2 separate regions of the Homo sapiens genome follow, and region 2 is linked to region 1. Evidence: chromatin contacts called from ENCODE Hi-C or POLR2A ChIA-PET data. All regions are on one chromosome and are shown on one strand. The core of a region is the stretch at or near the end of the contact, and the rest is flanking DNA. Distances in the headings are between cores, read along the strand shown. Region 1 has its middle 81 kb from the start of LINC02160. Region 2 has its middle 76 kb from the start of TARS1-DT.

Evidence for each region. Hi-C counts contacts between places; a loop is a spot of excess contacts on that map. ChIA-PET counts read pairs that join two places held with the same protein, here RNA polymerase II (POLR2A). Pooled maps may share reads with other maps.
Region 2: a pooled map shows a loop between it and region 1 (2.0-fold over the local background). The contact joins two enhancer-like sites. A Hi-C loop is called at or near these places in 7 of 168 maps with a recorded cell type or tissue (Right ventricle myocardium inferior, cardiac septum, endothelial cell of hepatic sinusoid and 4 more) and 3 of 50 pooled maps. POLR2A ChIA-PET finds 5 or more read pairs at or near these places in 2 of 52 experiments (BJ and MCF 10A).

What each region holds. Positions count from the first base shown.
Region 1 is chr5:33,309,170-33,312,258 of GRCh38, forward strand. No RefSeq gene overlaps it. Among named protein-coding and RNA genes, the nearest start is that of LINC02160, 81 kb to the left of the region's middle. RefSeq lists an enhancer at 2,705-3,089. Within about 2 kb of position 1,547, at least 3 of the 41 ENCODE cell types and tissues checked have a DNase peak (open chromatin) inside an H3K27ac peak, as active enhancers do.
Region 2 is chr5:33,362,917-33,366,005 of GRCh38, forward strand. No RefSeq gene overlaps it. Among named protein-coding and RNA genes, the nearest start is that of TARS1-DT, 76 kb to the right of the region's middle. RefSeq lists an enhancer at 1-500. Within about 2 kb of position 1,560, at least 7 of the 41 ENCODE cell types and tissues checked have a DNase peak (open chromatin) inside an H3K27ac peak, as active enhancers do.

The DNA of each region.
Region 1 (3,089 bases), core at 297-2,796:
AAACTTACACCATCCAGACAACCTTGCTCCCCAAGCAACTAGTCTGGACAACTGTTCTGCCTCAGCAACCTCAGCTCCCAACATAACTCGTTAACCATTAAACTGTTCCTCTAATATCTCTTCAGGGGCCAAGTCCAGGCTGCAAGCAATGTAAATCCGTTCTACTGGAAAGAGTTGTATACAACAGAATGAAAACTGGCTCAAGGTCAAGAAAAAAAGAACAGAAAACAAGGCTACAAAAGACAGAGTGATTACATTCATACATCATTTTTGCAGTTCTTTTCTGACTTTCCTCTCAAAATTACAAAGAAGCATACTTTAAAACCATCCAAGTCCATGGTTTCCTTTATTCTTTCATTTAGAATCCTAGCTCTACACATTCAGAAACTATGACATGATTTTAAAATGCTACATGAATATATATATATGCATATATATGAGTATGTGTATATTTATATATTTTTTTTAATTCCAAACACATTTTAAGAGATCCCAGAGGCAAAAGACACACTGTATCATGTTTATTAAGACAGAAAGAAAAGTCTTCACGATTGCATATGTCAAATAAGTAAGTATTGACTTATGCTTAGCCAAAGCTAAAGACAAGCCAAGATACACTGGGAAACTGCAGAGGATTTTCCTCTTATCAAGCAGATACAGATACAATCCTATCCAGATACAGAATGAAACTTCAAATATGTAATTATGTTTGAAGAACTGAGAGAACAAAATGCCCCAGATACCTAAAAGAACCATCTATGCTTATTATCTGAGTTTCCCATCTGATTCTTCCCTCTAATTCGATCCATTTTTGCCCATCACCATTAAACTGTGACTCTGACCAGACAGGAGATAGGGTATAAAGACCATGCCCTCTCTCATTTTCCACCCTCTGATCTCCAGCTTATGCTTCCCGTTGGCAAAGGAATCTGGCTAATGAGATGCAGAAAGGTTAGCCTCCCAGAGCAAAGAAGGTGAAGCAGTGTGCAGAGTAGACTTTGTGGGCAAATAGAGAAGAGCTAACACATATCCCTGCCAATGCTTCATAGAATTGTGGAGCTGATAAAATAAGATGATACACATGAAGGTGTCCAGCATAATGCCTGCTACACAGAAAGCACTCAGTATACATGAGTTTCCATTCCCCCTAGCCTTGCAGGGCTTTCATGCCACCAAGCGTAAATTGAGGGAGTGGAATTCACAGGGAGCTATATGGTTCCTTCAAACTCTGATTTCTACAACTATGTCCCAACTCCTCTTTTATAAAATAAAACCCTCATCTTGAGAAACTTTATCCGGTAGCTCATCAAGAGTCTTCATTTTGCTGTTTAAGAGCATTGAGAAACCATCCTCCAAATACGGTTTTTCTCCAGACTTAACAGAAAGCATATCTTTAGAAACCAAGAGGGAAAAATTAGGATTGTGGTAGATATACAGATAATTCAGCAAAAATATCCAGATGAAAAGTATTGCTCAAAAAATCTTTCCCCATTCCACCTAAGCCTCCCTTGCCCTTAGCAATGTGTCTTAACTTTAATGCACTAACATAAGCTAAATAACACAATGACTGAATCACAATGATTCATCCTAAGTGCATGGACATGTATCTAGAATAGCATGATTACATTTATTCTAGTCAAATAATTTGAGATCAGAAAACTAAAAGGGAGAGCAAGTTCAAATGCTGATGAGTAGGATGAAAAGCAGAAGACACAAAAAGAAAAGGTTTTTTTTTTTTTTGAGACTGAGTCTTGCTCTGTTGCCCAGGCTGGAGTGCAGTGGCGCCATCTTGGCTCACTGCAAGCTCCGCCTCCCGGGTTCACGACATTCTCCTGCCTCAGCCTCCCTAGTAGCTGGGACTATAGGCGCCCGCCACGACACCTGGCTAATTTTTTGTATTTTTAGTAGAGACGGAGTTTCACCGTGTTAGCCAGGATGGTCTCGATCTCCTGACCTCATGATCCACCGGCCTCGGCCTCTCAAAGTGCTGGGATTACAGGTGTGAGTCATCGCACCCGGCCGAGAAAAGTTTTTATCCTGAGCTTTGATTGAGAGATATTTTTTCCCAAATCAGATTTTTCCTCCTCTGTATATTTGTGCTTCATTCTTAAACTGTCCTGAATGGTCTTTTGAGACATGTTTGTTCTCATAGTTCACAATGTTAACCAAGCATACTTCTTTGCAAATGCTGTTCCTTCTGGAAAATGCTCACTCTCTTCAACACCCCACTCCTGCCACTCCCCCAAATACCCACAAATCTAGCTGTCTTACTTGTTCAAAGCTCTGCTGAAACATCGTCTTATCAGATAGGTCTTTCCTGACCAGTTTATCCAAATAATAGTTCCACCCCATCACTCTCTTTCTCTCTGACCTTAATTTTTCCCAGAAGCATTTATTACCCATGACATATTATGTATTTTTATTTGTCTGTTTCTAACTAATTAAGTCCCCATGAAATCAGAGACTATGGCTATTTAGTTCCTAATAGCCTATACCAGTTTCGATAAATGACGAATATGCAAAAAGCATTCGTTCTTGGCTGAAGATAGGCAACGGATACAATGGACAAAGGATTCTGTACTTTGGGTTGCAAAGTAACTACAAGACATGTGATTTATTTTATCTTTAACACATTCACACCTAAATCTACATATCCAAATTTGTATTGTCCTGTTGAAGGTCTTCCTCTTTGGTATCTATTCACTTACTCTCGTTAAGCTGCCATTACTTACAATTTCTTGGAGTTCCATTTCATTATTGACATCAGCTCAAATTATTTTGAGTAGCCTCAGCTGTAGCAAATATAGATGAATCTAATTTTCTTAAATAACCCCAAATCACTCAGAATAAGGAATGGCAAGTGGAGTGAATAAGCAGGCTGAGTGATACCAGTTGTGGTCAAATATTAAGGATGACTATAAGGTAGTAAGAGCTCAGTTATTCAGAAACTGGACTAAAGAGAATCACCCACACAAAATGAGTCACCAGTGTTTTTGCACAGGGGCCAAATCATCACAATAAATGCACCATCTTCAAGTCAGCACTCTGAGAGAAAACTGCCATTTTGATGCAAAAATTCTAATCATAGC
Region 2 (3,089 bases), core at 310-2,809, 54 kb after region 1:
ATCCCACAGAAACCAAGTCTGACGTGAGGACTCAGGGAGTCGATGGAATACTCAACTCCATCCAGGCAAACTAAAACACACTCCAAGGAAGAGATAAGGTTTACGAAAAGGAAACTAACACAATCACTTAAAAGAATTTCAACACTAAACCACTTGAGCCAGGCCACCGGGAGGCTGCAAAACATCAAGGTCAGCCCTGAAAGAAAAGATTTCACAGGGACCCATGACTTGATTTTCCTCTTTTGTTTCTCATTGCCCTGGGGTCAACCTCTTTGAGGTCACTAAGTGCAGGAAGTGTCAGTGGCAGAGTACATAGGAATTTCTCCTGGCTCTGAGTCTTGCAGGACCTCAGCACACTGGAAAGACAGTTACAGGAGGAATGACTATAAATGAATAAATCTGGAATTCTGAATATACCAGACAAAAGCAGCTAACTCAAGAGGGTCACCAGATGAAAAACAAAACAACTTATTTTTGAATTTCAGAAAAACAACAAGTTTCAGCTATATTTGAATTTCAGATAAACGACAAATGTTTTTAGCATATGTCCCAAATATGATGTACTTTTAAAAAATCATTTATTTGTCTGAAATTCAAATTTAATTGAGCATCCCATATTTTAATTTACTAAACTTGGCAACTTTATCCTCATTTTTTTTTAAGAGACAGGGTCTCACCCTGTCACCCAGGCTGGAGCGCAGTGGTGAAATCATAGCTCACTGAACCTCAAACTCCTGGCCTCAAACCTCCCAGATTGCTGGGATTAGAGGCGTAAGCCACAGTTCCTGGCCCAAATTATTTCTTTTAAACTGTTCCTTGGAAATGGTTTTTACAAGATGAGGAACATTCCTTCCACTAGCCTCTATGGAGTTAAAGCTTCAGCCTTGATTTAATGACTTACTGCACACACACACACACGCACACACTCCAAAAACAAAAACCAAAACCCTAACTTGCACAACTCCTATTCTGTGAAGACATTGTCTCACTCCAGAATGGGTCTTCCCAGGCTTCAAGATCCACCAAAGAGAATGGACTTCCAAAAAATTATTTTACTAAGGTACATAAGAAGAAAGCACCTTTTCAAAAATTCATTTTGGCATCAAGAATGTATGCTTTTTCCATGGTGGTTTGGGAATCATTACTTTAGAGATTTCATGACAAAGAGATGAGGCTAATTTATTATTAGTGTTGGTAAAGTTTAGTGAAAACTGAATTCTAAGAGAAAGATTGGAAAAGAAAACCAAAATAAGGACTAGTACTAAAATAAAGAATTGACCACATTTTTTAAGGAAGTTCAAAGAAAATATTTGCAGAATACTTAAAGTGCCTCCATGGATGGAGCCTTGTGGGAACAGCATTTGAAAACACTTGCTGGCTATTCTTTAGGCCTTTGCTAGCAGTGCATTTCTGCGATTCTAGTTACTCTTTAGTAGAATGTCTCCATATTTAACCCAGGCTATGGAGAGAAAGGACATGGTTCTCTGGATGCCTACTCAATCTCAGAAAGCACAGGCCAGTAAGCCTCAACCAGGCTGAGTTCACTAGAGCCCCTTCTGACCTTGAAGAGTTCCTCCCTACAATGTAAATAACCCCATGTTTTCTCTTCTTGCATAAAAAAAAAGTATACACAGACAAATCTTCAAGCACCAATTTCCTCACTGAGATCATGCCCCTATTACAACGGAAGTGTTTTGCTGAGAGCTATTCATAGTAATTTCCGTTGGTAGTGATATACCCTCTGTTTCTGGTAAGTGCAAGGAAATCCACCAGCCTCTTCCTAGCAACCCCTTACTACTCACATAAGAAAGTGACCTACAGAAATAGGGATGGCCACCCATAAGGTAAGAAGGTGGGTCAAGAGTCCAAGAAATAGGAAGAAGCTGGGGTGATTTTGCTTTATTCTCCTGTAACCTCATCACCACATTTTTGTGTATGAGAAGCGAAGTAGAAAGGCACCCCATGGTCTCCTTCTGCCTTCACAACAATCTAAATCCTCCCTCTTCAGGCAGAGGGGATTTTAAATTAAAAGAGGCTTAAGGGTCACAACAACCAAATAAAACGAGTAGACCATTTTTGGCTCTAATTTAGCATAACACCAAAAAAGAAACGTTAAGACAGTCAGAGAAATATGAACTTGGTATTAAATAAGTAATATTCAAGAATTATTATTAGTTTTGTTAGGTGTGACTGTTATAAAATTGTCCTTTTTTTAGATGCATGCTAGAGTATTTAAGGGTGAGAAACGCCATTCGTCTACTTCAAAGAGTATGTTAGAAATTTTTTGTAGTTTTTATTTTATAAAAAAGAAGAGAGGTAGAAAATGAGTATGGCAAAATGTTGAAAGTCACTGAAGCTCATCTCTAAAATGGAAATACAGTTCACTCTTGAACAACGTGGGTTTGAACTGCACAGGTCCACTTACACACGGAGTTTCTTCTGCCTCTGCCATTCCCGATATGGCAAGACCAACCCCTACTCTTCTTCCTCCTCAGCCTACTCAACATGAAGACAACAAGGGTGAAGACCTGTATGATGATCCACTTCCACTTAATAAATAGTAGATATATTTCCTCTTCCTTGTGATTTTCTTAATAACATTTTCTTTTCTCTGGCTTACTATATTGTAATATTACAGTATATAATACATATAATATACAAAATATGTGTTAATCAACTGTTTATGTTAAATCGGTAAGGCTTCCAGTCAATAGTAGGCTATTAGTAGTTAAGTTTTTGAGGTGTCAAAATTTATATATGGATTTCAACCACACAGGTCAGCGGCCCCAACCCCTGTGTTGTTCAGCGGTCAACTGTAGTAAGATTTACCTTGTTGGACCGTTATTAAGATTAATGAGTTCATAAATGTATTTAGAGTAGTGCCTGACATATAGTAATCATTCAATAAATGTTAGCCATTATCATCGTTAAATAATTTCTGAAAGCATGAAGGTACTCTACAACATCATCTAGTCCAACTCCTTTATTTAGTAGAAGAAACACTTAAGGTAAAAAATGTTTTGTTTTGTTTTAAATGTCACAATGTTAGGTAAGTCAGAGCAGGTTCGAATTCAGCTTTCCCAGAACCC